2 separate regions of the Homo sapiens genome follow, and region 1 is linked to region 2. Evidence: chromatin loops called from intact Hi-C (ENCODE). Cell type or tissue: sigmoid colon. All regions are shown on one strand.

Region 1 (8,000 bases), 170 kb before region 2:
GAACCCAACCCTGAATTTCCCTTATGAGTAAACAGTTTGGTATTCCCTAATTCAGTGTTCATGGTGACTTCATAGAACTTAACTACTGTGAATAAGGAGAACCAACGGTAATTTTGTCTTTGTTGTTGAACTTCTAAACTGATTTTTAAGTAGCAATTAAAGCAATGTCAAGTGTTTCATATTCTACAGAATGAACTTCCAAAAGCTTTACTTTGGTTTCATGAATTAGATGAAATCATCAAACCATTATTGGAATTAACTGATTTTTCTGGTTGGTACATCTCCTGATGCTGACAGAAAGCTGGCAACATTTAACTGTGAGTTTTTCTGTTAATGGAGCCAACCAGTTTTCACTTTACTTTGATGATGTAAAAGAGACGCTTTAGAATCAGAACTAAGTGCATTTTTTTAAAAAGTCATTGGATCTAGATGAAAAGTCATGCTTTAGAGAATAATACGTAAAACACTTTCTCTGTCCTGTCTGCTTTCATTAAATCCGTGTCTTTAAGCTAGCCATGAGCAGGGAGCAGTATTCAGTATTTCTTCTACCTTCATTCAAGACTGGAGGAGTTAGCTGTCCCTACCTGCTCCTGCCTAGGTATACTTTTTCTGCATGGTGCCTGGGTGCTGTCTTTAAGAATGAAGTATCAGTTACAGTACATTTAGTACATTTAGAAATGGGTTACTGCTAGGTGTCTTAAAGATTTAAGCAAGTTGCGAAATTGACAACTGGCTTCATTGCACATGCATCTCACACATGGCTCAATGAGATTATGGCAGAGCCTAAAAGTACAAGTAAGTCTTAGCATATTTTAATGCTATCATTAAAAAAAATCATTAGAAAATGAAAAATCCAGGACAAATGGTAAATTTGTGGGACACTGGGACAATGGCCGTAAATTGGGACTGTCTCAGGCAAACTGACACACTTTACTAGACATGTGTCCTTTTAAAAATCTTCAAATCCCAAACTCTTGATTACTGTTTTCCTGTCAAAAAGGCTGCGCCCTGAATATGAATCACTTGTTTGTGACTGTTTACTAATTTCCACAGTATTATGCACATGGAAAAGAATGTGAAGCATTCTTCTTAGCCAGTTTTATTCATTGTGGCATTTCTTTTTTTCTGGAACATTTTCTATTTATCTTAAAACTTTTATTAAATTTTGCATGCTTTCATTTTTAAACTAAAGACATGTAATCAACTATGGAATTATTTTCTTCTACATTAGTTCTTTTATTATCTTAATAAAAATATACAGTAATTAAAAATGAAACTTGAAAAGAAGGCACCTTTTACATATATTTGATGAAAATGGATTATCTGAATATGATTATAATAATACTTTGTATTGTTACAGAATTAATTAAAAGGATTTACGGTATATCTTATGACTCTACAGGAGCCTTGGGATATAGGTAAGTGACAAGCATTTTTTGAAGAGAGATTTCTGAAACATTAAGTAATTTGATCTCATAGGTTCCTGGCAAAGTAGACAGTGGGGCATATCTTACTTCAGCAATTAACTCTTTTCTCTTCAGTATAACATTTGTAGAAATATCACATTTACATGAATCTTCATGTAACATTTCCCTAATAGCTAACAAATCATATTTCCCAGGGAATTTTAGGCTTATTTGTATAATAATTACAATGAAGATATTGTTTATAAGACATAGAAGTATGGCATGTAGCAAAATTTAGAGCATTAGAAAAAATAATTAAATGCAATATGGTACCCTGGGTTATACCTAGGAACTAAAGAAAGACAGTAGAAAAACAGGTGAAATATAAATGAAGTCTATAGTTAATAGTAATCAATTAGAAATTAATCAATGTTAATTTCTTAGTTTTGACAAATGTCCTGTGGTTATGTAAGATGTTTAACTTTATGGACAACTGGATGAAGGGTGTATAGGAAGTCTATACTATTTTTGTATCTATCTTGTAAATCTAAAATTATTTCAAAATAAGTTTACTTGAAGCACAAAAGTCAGTTTATTGATTCAAAATGTATAGTTTAGAAGTAGATTTTCTGGACCATGGTTTAAAAAAATAAAAAAAATAATTTGAAAAATCCAGATTACATAAAAACGATTCAAGGAAATACATGGCTATAGGTTTCATTTTTCAGTTTATAGGAAGTATGCAATTTTATTTTTTTAACATTGGTGATATGCTTTGGATTTGTGTCCCTGCCCAAATCTCATGTCAAATTGTAATTTCCAATGTTGGAGGAGGGGCCTGATGGGAGGTGATTGGATCATGAGGGCGAATTTCCTTCTTGCTGTTCTTGTGATAGTGAGTGAGTTCTCATGAGATCCGGTTGTTTAAAAGTGTGTAACACCTCCCCCTTCACACTATTCCTCTTCAGCCATGTAAGATGTACCTGCTTCCCCTTTGCCTTCCGCTGTGGTTGAAAGTTTCTTGAGGCCTCCCCAACCATGCTTCCTGTGCAGCTCGAGGAACCATGAACCAACTAAACCTCTTTTCTTTATAAATTACCCAGTCTCAGATAGTTCTTTATAACAGCGCAAGAAAGGACTGATACAATGGGCATGGTGTTTGCGGACATCTCCTCGTACTTGGTTACAGGCTTTCTCTTTGATACTTTAAGCCACTTGTGTTCTTTGGTCCTTTTGTGTAACTTTTTCTGTTATTCCAAGCAGGCCCTTTAAATGGTTCCCAGTACACTTCTTTTTCTTTTCTTTAGTGTATTGTTTAGAGAAAAAAGTCCAATAATGTGACTCAGTGGTTTGGGGTTGAGACCCTGTTAGTGTAGTTTTGTTCAGTCACACTACTTGAGCTTCTAGGTCAAGTAGTAGACATGGTAGATGTATTGTTAACAAGTACGAATAAAGATGAATATAATTCTTACATATCCATTTCTGTAATTGAGCTAAAATAATACAGAATCTATTGCTGTCAGATAATAGAAATTCTCAGTTTCTAAAATGGACTCTAGCATGATAACTATTTTAAATTTCTATAAATATTAAAAGACTTATAAGAAGGAAACTTTGTAGTTTGCTGAAACTCTTATGTAACTTTTCATTAATAAAAGTAAAGTAGCCATGCAGGTCTTGTAGATGGTTTCCTGCTTCTGCTGCCAAATTTAATGATTTTAGTTAAATTTCATAAAGGGAAATATAAATATATTATACTTAAAGGATATAGACACTTAAAACAACAGACCCATGCCTGAATAACTCTTGCAGAATAATTGTCCGGCTTGGAAATTTCTGTGTTGCTTGGTAGTCTTTAGCCAGAATTGGTGTTAACAGTCTCATGTTAATAGAATTATAGTTAAAGAATTATAATCTATTTTTTAGTTGTTTAACATGATTGTGCTAACCTTGGTTGGGAAGTTGAGAAAAAGACAGGATGGCCGGGCGCGGTGGCTGATGCCTATAATCTCAGCACTTTGTGAGACTGAGGCAGGTGGATCACGAGGTCAGGAGATCGAGACCATCCCGGCTAACATGGAGAAACCCCGTCTCTACTAAAAATACAAAAAATTAGCCAGGCGTGGTGGCAGGTGCCTGTAGTCCCAGCTACTCAGGAGGCTGAGGCAGGAGAATGGTGTGAACCCGGGAGGCGGAGTTCGCAGTGAGCCGAGATCGCGCCACTGTACTCCAGCCTGGGTGACAGCGCGAGACTCCATCTCAAAAATAAAAAAAAAAAAAAGAAAGAGAAAAAGGATGGTTTTCTCAGGCCAAGTTTAAATTACATTGATCATGTAATAGTTCACACAAAACAAGCAAACAAGAAAAACTTATTATTCTGTGCTAGAAGAGCATTAAAAGTATTGTTTTTAGGGACATGCTTACCATTCAGCTGATTGTAATTTGTGGTCATCAAAGTGTAAATAAGAATAGCTAGTATATATTGAACTTTTTTTTTTTTTTTGAGATGGAGTCTCGCTCTGTCACCCATGCTGGCGTGCAATGGCACAATCTCGGCTTGCTGCAACCTCCACCTCCCGGGTTCAAGTAATTCTCCTTCCTCAGCCTCCTGAGCAGCTGGGATTACAGGTGCACGCCACCAGCCCAGCTAATTTTTTTTGTATTTTTAGTAGAGACATGGTTTCACCATGTTGGTCAGGCTGGTCTCGAACTCCTGATCTCATGATCCCCCTGCCTCGGCCTCCCAAAGTGCTGGGATTACAGGTGTGAGCCATCACGCCCGGCCTGAACATTTTCTATGTACCAGGCACTTTACTTACATTATCTCATATAATCTTCATAATTACCTATGAGATAGGCTGGAATTCCCTTTACAGATGAGGCTGAGAGAGAAGAGCTGTCTCCAGTCTAATTCTGAGATGGGGAGGCGGACAGAACAAGTGCCTATTATGTACAGTACCTACTGTTTGTTCATGATATAAGCAGCTCCCAGGAAATGCTGTCATGTTTCCATAAACACGTAGTAAACTTCGGATTATTTCAGCTTTTCTAGGTAAGAATATCTGATCACACTGGGTGACCTAGAGTGGATTCTCCTGGGGTGAGCAGCCTGGAGTAAGGACTTGTGTTTCTTGTCTAGCTTTACTCTGGCTCATTCTGCAGTCCCCTAACATGTCAGTTGTTCTCTGTCACCTGATTAATTGCTGAACACTCATTCATTGTGTGCTTCGTTGATCATATGCCAAGAACTTTTGGCAGCTCTGGGGAACATGCTCTCCACGTGCCTCCTGGTAACTGTTGGACAACTAGAAGTTCCTAGCTGTTGTGAAAACTTTGATCCAGAAACTGCAACACATGCCAGAGACCAGGGATGGGGTAGTTGAACAGCTGACAGGTGAAATGTAGCTATTCAGATTGTTAGTTGGTCAGGAGTCAGAAATAGAGTAGGCATGTGACTCTAAAAAGTGGTTTTTGAAGAGGATTATGATGGTTGGCTATGGACTTCATAGTTTGTAGACATAAAATAATTCTAACTTCTTTTTGAGGAAGAGTCATAAAAGTACAAAATCTCCTTTGCTATCTTCTCTTCTTTATGGTCTCTAAAAGTTGACATTTCTCAGGGCTCAGTCCTTAGCCTTCTGTATTTATTTTCCACACGATCTCATATGATCCCATGTTTTAAATGCCATCTGTTCTCCCAAATTTACAATTTCTTTACTTTGGTCTCTCCCATGAGTTCTAGACTTATTTTTATGTCTTTTCAACATCTCCATTTTGGAGTCTAATAAACATTTCAAACTTAGTATGTCTAAAATGTAAATCTTGAACTTTTCTCCCTGGGTAAGTGATATACCCAGTTGTTCCAGGCCAAAAACTCAAAGTCATGTGTGACTTTTTATTCCATATCCCACATCCAGTCCATTAGTAAGGCTTATATGCCTGCCTTTCAAAATGTATCCCAAATTACTCCTACCCCACTCCTCACCCTTACTGCCCTATTGTAAGTCACTGTCATAAGTCACCTAGGTGATAATATCGTCTTCTAACCGGCCTTCCTTATCTCCTCATTGTATCTCTCCAGTCAGTCCTCCATATAGGAGTAAAAGGTGTTTTTTTTTTTTTTTTTAATGTTAAACAGTTTCTGTCATTCCTCTGTTCAGAACCCTTCAGTGGCTACCCAGCACACACAGGATGAAACGTTGTCTCACATGTTCTAACAGGCCTGCTGACTTTATCTCCTGTCACTCACTGTCTTGCTCACTCTCCTCTAGCCACACATGCCTTCTTGCTATTCCTTAGATACTCCCAAGTCCATTTGTAATCAGCTAGCTTCTCCTGGTTCCGTGATCCCACACCCCTCACTCCAACCAGTTTAGCCTAGTACCAGTGGAGGTAGATTTAGAGAGAAGAAAAGTGCATATCCAAGACTCTCTAGCACATGTATCAGTAGAGTCACAATAAAAATATTACAGCTTTAGCATTCCTAGTTTTGGTAATTTGGATTGCTTTCAAGAATAAGAAGGACTGGATTTAGATCTACAGAAAGTCATAGCTAGAATCAATGGGGAAAAGTTACAGAGAGAGATTTCTCCTCAGTTTAAAGAGTGCTACAAAGAGACTTAGACTCCCACACAATAATAGTGGGAGACTTTAACACCCCACCGTCAATATTAGATCAATGAGACAGAAAATTAACAAGGATATCCAGGACTTGAACTCAGCTCTGGACCAAGAAGTCCAGATATGTCAAAGATCAGATGGTTGTAGATGCATGATGTTATTTCTGAGGCCTCTGTTCTGTTCCATTGGTCTATGTATCTGTTTTGGTACCAGTACCATACTGTTTTAGTTACTGTAGCCTTGTAGTATAGTTTGAAGTCAGGTAGCATGATGCCTCCAGCTTTGTTCTTTTTGCTTAGGATTGTCTTGGCTATGCAGGCTCTTTTTTGGTTCCATATGCAGTTTAAAGTAGTTCTATCCAGTTTTGTGAAGAAAGGCAGTGGTAGCTTGATGGGGATAGCATTGAATCTATAAATTACTTTGGGCAGTATGGCCATTTCCGTGATATTGGTTCTTCCTATCCATGAGCATGGAATGAAAACTGAAATTACTTTTTGTTCCGTAAGCTGCAGGATGGATATCATGTTAGCAGGCATGAAAACAACATTAATGTCCTTGTACATCTCCATTAGAGCTGTTGGGTGACTAGGTGCATTTTCATTGAGCAATAATATTTTGAAAGGAATCTTTTTCTCTGAACAGTGACTCTCAACAGTGGGCTTAAACTATTCAGCAAACCATAGTGTAAACAGACATGCTGTCATCCAGGCTTTGTTGTTCCATTTACAGAGTAGTGTAGATTTAGCATAATTATTCATGGCCCTAGCATAATTCTTAATGGCCTCAATGCAAATGAAACAGCCTTATATTCGAAGACGATATCATATAAGACTTTCATAGCTAGAGAGGGAGAGTCAATGCTTGGCTTCAAAGCTTCAAAGGAGAAGCTGACTCTCTTGCTAGGGGCTAATGCAGCTGGTGACTTGAAGCCAATGTTCATTTACCATTTTGAAAATAATACACACTAGAAATATGGATAAACTTCAAAAACATTATACTGAGTAAAATAAGCCAGATACAGAACACCACAACTGATTCCATTTACTGCTCTAGGTTAGTATATCAGAAGTGTGAGAAGAGATAAATTTACTGTATGGTGACAAACAGTGGACAAGTTGTTGCATGCAGCTAAGGGTGGGTTGTGACTGATCTGGAGGCAGTACAAGGGAACTTTTTGGGATAATGGTTGTGTTCTATATCTTGATTCTGGTGGTGATTATATGGAGATATAAATTTGTCCAAACCCACTGAAAAGTACACTTAAAATTTATATATTTTATTATATGTAAACTATTATCTCAGTAACAATGCTTAAAAAAACCCTGGTACACAAATTTTGAAAGTTGTTTTACTAGCAAAAGATTAACTTCTGTCTAATGTTAGAAGACCTTTGTGTAATGCTAAAACTTAGTCATCCTGAAAAATCCATTTAGATAAATCAGTGTATACAATATACATAAAGAATATATGAATTAAAAGTCCCTAAATAAGGAAAGAGAGTAGACGAATTCTCAATATACTGTCTAGTCTGTAGTTTGATGTATTGGAATCCTCGGAATGAATTGGTGTACATTTCCAGTTTCTTGAATCGATGTTTGGTAGTACCCTGGACACTAAGAAGCAGCCAGATAAAATGAAATAATTACAACTGGTTCTTGGTTCTGCTTTCGTGTTCTTAACTTCTTGAGTTGACTTTTATTTCATGTTTTTTAACTAGAAAAACTGGTTAGAAGACATACCAACATACCAATGTCCCTTAGAATCTTTTTTTTTTTTTCGGAGACGGAGTCTTGCTCTGTCACCCAGCCTGGAGTGTAGTGGCACGATCTCGGTGCACTGCAACCTCGGCCTCCCAAGTTCAAGCAATTCTCTGCCTCAGCCTTCTGAGTAGCTGGGACTACAGGTGCCCGCCACCATGCCCGGCTAGTTTTTGTATTTTTAGTAGAAATGGGGTTTCACCATATTAGCCAGGCT
Region 2 (8,000 bases):
AAAAAGTGTGTGCACCTAGACTTCTAATGTGATGGCATCACACTTAGGACATGCTGTTCTAGCAGCTTTGACTGTCAGACCTGGAGTGTCCTTACAGCCACCTCACTACCTTGTTTGGGAAGTGGTAGACTGAGGCAGGAGAGAAGCTAAAGGGGACTAGATGCACGTCTAGGTCTTGCCTAGTCTGGGCCTGCATGGGACATCCATGCATTGCCTTTCCCCACGAGCTCTTCTTCCTCCCACACAAGCAGAGGGCTCCTGGGAGCTCTGCACACCCTCTAGCAGGGGCAACCCCTCCTTGCTGATTCCCCACATTCACCCAAACCCACGTATGTAGACGGCTCCCTGTGGGCCACTCTGGAGACACATGGGGAATGAAACTAAGTCCCCACTGTGCACTTGCAGGACTGTGGGATGATTCCTAAGTCTTGGCCACTGAGGTGACTCTGTAGCTCAGCCTCTGCACCAAACTCCCAGGGATGGTCCAAGTCTTAGCCAAAAACTTTCCAGAACTTTCTAGAATTTTCTAGAACTATAATTCCAGAGATGGAAGGTCTTGGTGTCTGATCATTTGGGGAACCAGCCCACAAGGAAGGTGTTTTCCCAGGTTTAGGGATTGAATCAGGCCTTCTAGTCTTTGGTCATTCCACCCTGAATGTGCCTGATCTCGTCTGAATCTGGTGCTCTAGAGCTGGGGTTTGATCAGCTGCTTGCAGAAGTCAGATTCCATGGACTTCTAGTGTTCCTCAAGATGTTCCATGAAAGTGGACTCTATTTAAGGAAGTTTGGGAAACATTGCAGACACTTATTGCCTCTGGGGGAGTTATAACCATATTATCTCATAAAAGGCTCTAAGAAATCCTATAGGAGAGAAGTTTGTTTAACACTGCATTTTCCTAACACGCTTGATCACAGAATTCTTTTCTTGCAGAACACATAGGGAGAACACAGGATTATATTCAGGACCTTCCCGTTCAATGCCCCAATATCTTGTTTTCTCTGGTCTGGTGGTGAGCTCTCACTCAATAGACCGATTTTTCATGATTGTAGTCATGGAAGCCTTCCTTACCCTTCGCTCCCATAAAAAACTTAAACACAGGGAAAAAAAATAAGTTTCTGGCCTCAATGGAAGTAAACAGCTGGAACTGATGAATTCCAGAAGCAAGTGTTCTTTTTTTTCTGCAAGAATCTATGAGAGAGAGAGAGACAGAGAGAGAGAGAGGGATTGGGGGGAGAGAACACAGAGGCTATGTAAATATAATTATTTCTAAGTAGAGTACCTTCAACATTTTCCATTAGGTAGCAGTGAGGTCACTGTAAGGCCAGCTGTCCAAATATGGGCACTGATTCCCCTGAGTCAGCAAAGCATATAAAAGAATTTCTCTTTGGGGACAGAAATTTCTTGCCACACATTAAAATAAGTACCTCCAAGTGCATGGGGTATTATATTTAGGGTTGTGGCTTTCAAACTTATTTTCAAAGCAGGATAAACCCTTTTTTCCAAGAGAGATGTGATTCAGAAACCCCATTGCACAGCCCCCCAGGCCAGCACCTGAGTCATCTTCAGGAAACCCAGGAATCTAGTCAGGAAACCTGTGGTCTAGGGCCCTGCTACTCAAAGTCTGGTCCACAGACCAGAAACTTCTGCATCACCCTGGTTAGCCATACAGAGCCTCAGCCCCACCCGGACCTGCTGAATCTGAATCTGCATTCCCACACCATTTCTAGGGGATTTGCATGTACATTAAAATTTAAGAAGCAGGTCTAGGGGATTTACTTCTGAATATTTCTTCTGCCATTGGCTCATCCTAAGTACTTGGATGAAGCTTCTTGAAAATTAGTCTGAAAATGTTAGGCTTCCAACCCATCTATGCCTCTAAGTAGGGTAATCCAGGATCGTCGTGTCATTGGCTCAGTGCTTCTCGCCTCTAAAATCTAATCCTTCCCTCTCCCTTCACAGACACAGTGGGAGAAGAAGCAAGGTGTGTTTGGGACGAGGCAGAGAGTAAAGCCAAGACTGTGAGCAGAGGCCCTGAGTTTGAGCCTCAACATTCCTGCCTCTCCTCTGCTGACCTTGCACAGGCTAACTAAAGTATCTGCCAGTTTATCCTCATAGGTCTACAGGGGTGGGAGATGACCATGATGATGATGGTGGTGGTGGTGATGATGATGATGATGATGATAGTGGTGGTGGTGGTGGCGATTATGGTACCAGTACCCATTAAATGCCTGGATGGGCCAGAAGCACTTAGAATCACAAGGTACCTGGTAAGAGCTTTTATTCCCGAGTCAGTGGGAGCTAGCTTCATCCAAGGGCTTCACTTCAAGGAATGCACAAAGGAAAATCTGGGTCTATCAAACAGATAAAATAGGAGTAATAGAGAGTCACCATAGGTGATTTGCAAATAATCCCACACTTAAAGTGTGATGGAAAGAAAGAATGCAACTTAAACTTTCTGATTTACATTGTCACGTTTTTTAGACTTAGAAAAATCTGTTTCTGCTTGGGCTGCTCTACTGATGAGCTCCACGACCCTGGACAAGTCCTTCAGAGCTTTGATCGCACTTTCCTCATCCAGGGTCGGGTAGGAATCCTGCCCTGTCTAGCTTGTGGGAATCTAGGAGGAGGGCCAAGGGAGAGAGTGGGTATGCAAGGGCTGGAAGTTTCTGAAGCTCACATTAGAAGTGAATAGAAGCGCAACCGGTGCCCTAGCCTTCCAGTCTCTGATTCAGCCTCTGCAGAACCGGAGAATGAGAACGTGCAGAGGTCCTTTCCTGCTGGGGCAGGGCAGTGGCAAGAAAGAAAGAGCTCAAAATAGGAACGTGCTCTCTGAAGAGCACAGTGCAGGCAGGAAGTCTTATCCTGCCAGTGTTTCTCCCACGAACACATTCTCTTTATTCTATGAGACACCAGCATAAGGTCACCTGCACGCTGAAACAAAAGGAACCCCCCCCGCCCATTGGAGCTGAGGCTGGGGAAGCAGCCAGGCCAGGGCATAGAGGGGTCCCTGGGGAGGCGGTTGTTGCCAACACTGAGCCAGGCGTCCTGTTGGGGCTGGGTGTATGCATGGGCCACCCTGTGCTGACCCCAGGGATCCCGTGTGCCAGCTCCAAAGGCAGCCCCTCAGCAGGGGCAGTTGGGGACGGTGCTGGCAAGCAGAAAGCTTTCTTCCATGGTGCTCTGAGCCTCTGCAGCCTCTCTGGTTTCTTGGCACCATAAACTGCTTGATCTCCGTCCAGTGATTTGCTCCTATAAACAACAGAGAAGAAGAAAAAAAATAGAAAAGTTGTGAAAAACAGATACAGGGAATTAGGTCACCCTAGAAATTCTAAAACATCAGCAAAGCTCTTGTTTAACATGATTCATTCAGCGACCTCTGACCACAGCCAGGCCTTGAATGTGGAGGCAGAATGTAACAGTGGAGACTGAATGGAGCAGACGGGAAGAAGGTTAAGGTGATCCTTGGCTCGGAGGTGGGGGAAGTGCTGCCGACAGCTTTTGTTCTGATGCATGGGTCTGCTGGAACCGGGGAGCAGAAGGTGGGGGGTGCTGGACGTTCTTTTGGATCCTGATGTAGTAACTGATGCAGGCTGGACCTCTTCATGCAATTCAGCGTCAAGCTCTCCAACTTACAGAGCACCAAGCCAAGATGTTTGCATGGGAACACACGCCACCCCCATCTTTGCGAACTTCATCATTGCACTTCCGTTTCCTTGATCTTGATGCCAATGTGGTGTTTACCGGAGACCAAGTAGTCGCCGGAGATTTATGCGGCAAGAACACCTCCACTGATGAAAGCAAGCCTTCCGCTTGGCTGCAGCCTGGAAGCCACTTAGAAGACTATTTATTCTCTATGCGTCTCTCCATAGACAATCACCCATCGTGGGGAGCACATTTACACCTTAGTCAATGGAATGCATTTTAATTGCGTTAATAAGAATTGAGATAGGACTAAAGACAAAAGGCTCACTCTGTACAAAATTAAAGACTGTTGCTTGTGCTCAAGATCCTGTGGCTAGAGGAGCTTAGACAACAGGACTGCCTGTCTCCTGGGAGCCAAAAGCAGCAAGGAAAGGGATCTTGTTTGCCTTGAGAGAAAATGCAGCTAGCGGCCTGTTGCCTGGCTGCTGAGGGTCTGGAAGGGGAGGGGGCTTATTGGTGGAAGTTAGATTTAACCTAAAGGGAAACGAAGGAAAAAAGAGTTGTAATGTTGTAGAATGGGCGCTCATCTTAAGATTAGCTTGTAGGCAAGCTATTTAACCATTCTATTTCCTCTTCTGTAAAATGGGTATAATGATATTTATCTACTAACATGAGGAAGGTGAAGTAAGAGAAGGGATGGAAATGCGTAATAGATCCATAAAGTAGAACATACAGATGATCCCCTTCTTCAGCGTCTACCGCATATCCTGCACTAGCTCCAAGATGGGCTCTATGCTCATGATTTTACAGCTCTTGCCTCTTTGCATGTTTACAGCAATGCTGAAAGGAAGGCAGGAATTGTCATCCGCATTTTGCAGATGAGGAAAGCAGGCAATTTAATTTCACATGCCCAGGGGCCCATGGCTGGTACATGAGAAGCTGAGCTTTGAATGTGGAGCTGCCTGGCTGCATTCTTCGCTTTAGGGAAGGATGGGTTCATTCTGTGCTTTTCTAGTGACTGTTGGGGATACTTGCCCACGTGCCACAGAAACAGTAGCAGAGTCTACGGAATGCTGTCCTCTTCTGCATAGCTCTTTGCCCTGCCTCCAGTGCCCTCCACCTGTGAGTGGTCAGAGGCTCTCATGTTGCTCCCTGTGCTAGCCCCCAGCCAGAGCAATGAGCTTGACTTGAAAAAGCCCTTCAAGAGCCGCCATTCCTGGCTCGGCTAGACTTCAGATGGGACCAGGGAGCTCAGACTTGGAAGGGCACTTCACTTGGTCCCTGCACAACCTTCCCCTGGCACAGAGCCAGCTTCCCTGGGGGGTCTGCATTTCCAGAGAGGAGATCGCAAGCCTCCCTCACATCCATTCCAGGGTCACTCACTCCCTTGGGCACAGTGACGATTCTTTAGTCATTCCCAAAAAGGTACTTAGCTTGAAGACAGCCTCGTCCCCATTTTCCATGTAAGGAGATGAGAAAGCCACCTCCATCCAGGCCCCTTTAAGCGAAACCTCCCTTTCCCTGTCTGTGGAGTTTAGGGGACCAAATTCTCCAAGAACAACCTCTGCAGCGGGAACATGAGGATGGCCTCCTGCATCCAGGGCTCCTCTTCTTGCCCTGTTTACCACCAGGCCTAGTCTCCATCCCTACCAGCCATGCCACTAGAGATGACCCAAACTCTCTAAGCCTCCACTGCCTCGCCTGAAGGGTAAGGATGCTCAGCGGCAGCGGGAAGCTGGGAGGGCGGGATGCTGCAGACACAGGAGCCGTCACCCCAGCAGGAAGATGGACTTTTCCATAGTTGTCACCTCATGTTGCTGATTCACCTGCATTTACAGACCACCCCACCAACCCCCTGCCCACCACTTCTCCAATTCCCAGGGAGCCTGGAAAATCTGAAATTCTTATCTGAAATTCTATCAACGCTTTTCCTTCCAGAGCCCATGAAAGCAGTGGGCAAAGCCACCAGCTAGGCCCCTGTGCTCCAAGGCTGTGCTCCACAACTATATAATTAACACACAATAAACTACATACTTTAAAAAAAATGTTAATTTTGTTTAGAAACAGCGTCTTGCTCCATCATCCAGGCTAGATTGCAGTGGTGCGATTGTAGCTCACTGCAGCCTCAAACTCCTGGACTCAAGCCTCAAACTCCTGCCTCAGCCTCCCGAGTAGCTGGGACTACAGCTGTGCACCAGGCCTGGATAATTGTTTAATTCTTTTTTGGTAGAGATGGGGTCTTACTGTGTTGCCCAGGATGTTTTCAAACTCCGGACCTCAAGCAATCCTCCCACCCCAGCCTCCCAAAGTGCTGGGATTACAAACATGAACCACTATGCCCAGCCAAACGACACCCATGTGAAGTGTTCAGTGTGCTGAGTTCAGGGACCCCTCCTGGCACATGAAGCTGGCAGACCTTGTCCTTGCCCTGCCCCTGCCTGCACAGAGCTTATAGTCCTGGTGGGGACCAAGAAGGACAAGGGATCTGGACAGGACTTTTTGAGACCAGACTTGGAGAACTCCCAGAAGAAACTGCACCCAAACTGAAGCCTGCAAGGAAAGGGTAAGAAGAGGAGAAAGCAGGCCAGGCACAGTGGCTCATGCCTATAATCCGAGCACTTTGGGAGACAGAATCAGATAGATCACCTGAGGTCAGGAGTTTGAGACCAGCCTGGCCAACATATCGAAACACCATCTCTACCAAAAGTACAAAAATTAGCTAGGTGTGGTGGCACGCGCCTGTAATCCCAACACTTCTGGAGGCTGAGACAGGAGAATCGCTTGAACCTGAGAGGTGGAGGTTGCACTGAGCCGAGATGGCGCCACCGCACTCCAGCCTGGGTGACAGAGTGAGACTGCATCTCAAAAAAAAAAAAAAAAAAAAGGAAGCAAAGGAAGCAAAGAAAGCAGAAACCAAGAGAAGGCTCATATAAAAAGAAGAAAGGCACACATCATGTGGATCCAATTAAACTAGAGCTTCTTTCATTTTGGTCAAATTGTAAGTTAATTCCTGCCTTCTGGAGTATTTAATTAAAGGCAAATCCCATAGGCCACCTGTTGTTTTAACCATTTTTTTTTCCTTTGGTGGAGTCACTAGGACCCTTTGGAACAGGGAACATTGAGCAGTAACCGACCATTGGATTCTCCTGGGGGAAATAGGGATTAACAGGAATGATCAACATCTTGTCTTCAGAACATCATAAATTCTTCAATACCAGACCCAAAAAGCATTAGATTTACATCCTTAATTGGAACTCAGGCTACTTGGTAGTCCAGCTTAGACTTCCCACGTGTGTTTTATTTTCTTTATGGAGTCCAAAAAGAAAAAAGCAGACAGACCTCTCCCCATCCTGCTTCCTTCTGCACAGTGCGGCTGTCGGCTGGTTTTCTTTGACTAAATCATTATCTCCTCTCTCTCAGCTTCTTTACTTGAGGGAGGGACATGGCTCGGGTTTCTGCGCTTGTATACCTGATATAACAATTAATTGTATTTCTCGACTGTTGTTGCAGCTTGTGCCTTGGGAGATAATTTGCCAACCCACGGTGTCCATGTGTGGCCCTGGGGCTGAAATTTCCAGCTAGAAGGTGGTCAGCCTGACAGCCACCCTGGGGACCAGGGACCAGGACAATTGGCTTCAACATTGGTGTTTGTATTACTTCACTTCATATTGTCAATATCATCCTATTATCAATCAGCAGCTACCACGACCCCAATAACTGATATAAATTCCAATTAAATGACATAGATTAGGTTCCTGATGCAGGCTGGTCATTATGCCAGGAGAACACAAAGGCCATGTTCCTGTTTCATTCTTACAGCGAACTTCCAGGCCCAGAGAAATCAGGCCTTCCGTGGGGGCTTTGCAGAAAAGAGCTGCACCAGGCCTTTTGGCTCCAGTTCCAGAACCTTCCTCCACCAGAGCTTTGCCAAACTTCACTCGTTCAGGGTCATTATTTGTGCTGTGTCCTCATTCTACCACATACAGTTTTAATGATTTTCGCCATGGCCACTACCACCTATAGTCTGTTGTTTATTCAACCTTTAAAAAAAATTGACTGACATTTTACTTAAATCGGTTTACTTAAAAGTTTCCTATGATACGCTAAATGTGAAAAGTAATGTCATTTGTCAGACCATTAAAAATACAACATAAATTCTAGAGATCTGCTGTTCAACATAGTGCCTAGAATTAATATATGCATTGTGCCCCTACAAAAATTGTTAAGAGAGTAGGCTGGGCATGGTGGCTCATGCTGTAATCCAAGAACATTGGGAGGCCGAGACAGCAGATCACTTGAGGTCAGGAGTTCAAGACCAGCCTGGCCAACATGATGAAACCCCATCTCTACTAAAAAA

The links. A loop is a pair of places that touch in the nucleus more often than their neighbours do. Peaks named below come from ENCODE experiments on the same cell type or tissue, not always from the same donor. Only the 100,000 strongest peaks of a DNase experiment are listed, where the experiment ranks them.
Region 1: it touches region 2 in a loop (2.4-fold over the local background); 3 of 110 quality-filtered maps call a loop at or near these places.

What each region holds. Positions count from the first base shown.
Region 1 is chr10:30,977,787-30,985,786 of GRCh38, reverse strand. It overlaps ZNF438 (zinc finger protein 438), which reads left to right. Exons shown (of 7, transcript NM_001143768.2): 2 at 1,361-1,418. Among named protein-coding and RNA genes, the nearest start is that of ZNF438, 50 kb to the left of the region's middle. In sigmoid colon, no CTCF peak of the experiment used is centred here; a DNase peak (open chromatin) is centred at 4,686; H3K27ac peaks cover 196 bases.
Region 2 is chr10:30,807,560-30,815,559 of GRCh38, reverse strand. No RefSeq gene overlaps it. Among named protein-coding and RNA genes, the nearest start is that of LINC02644, 88 kb to the right of the region's middle. In sigmoid colon, no CTCF peak of the experiment used is centred here; DNase peaks (open chromatin) are centred at 3,109, 3,609 and 4,902; H3K4me3 peaks cover 1,860 bases; H3K27ac peaks cover 2,219 bases.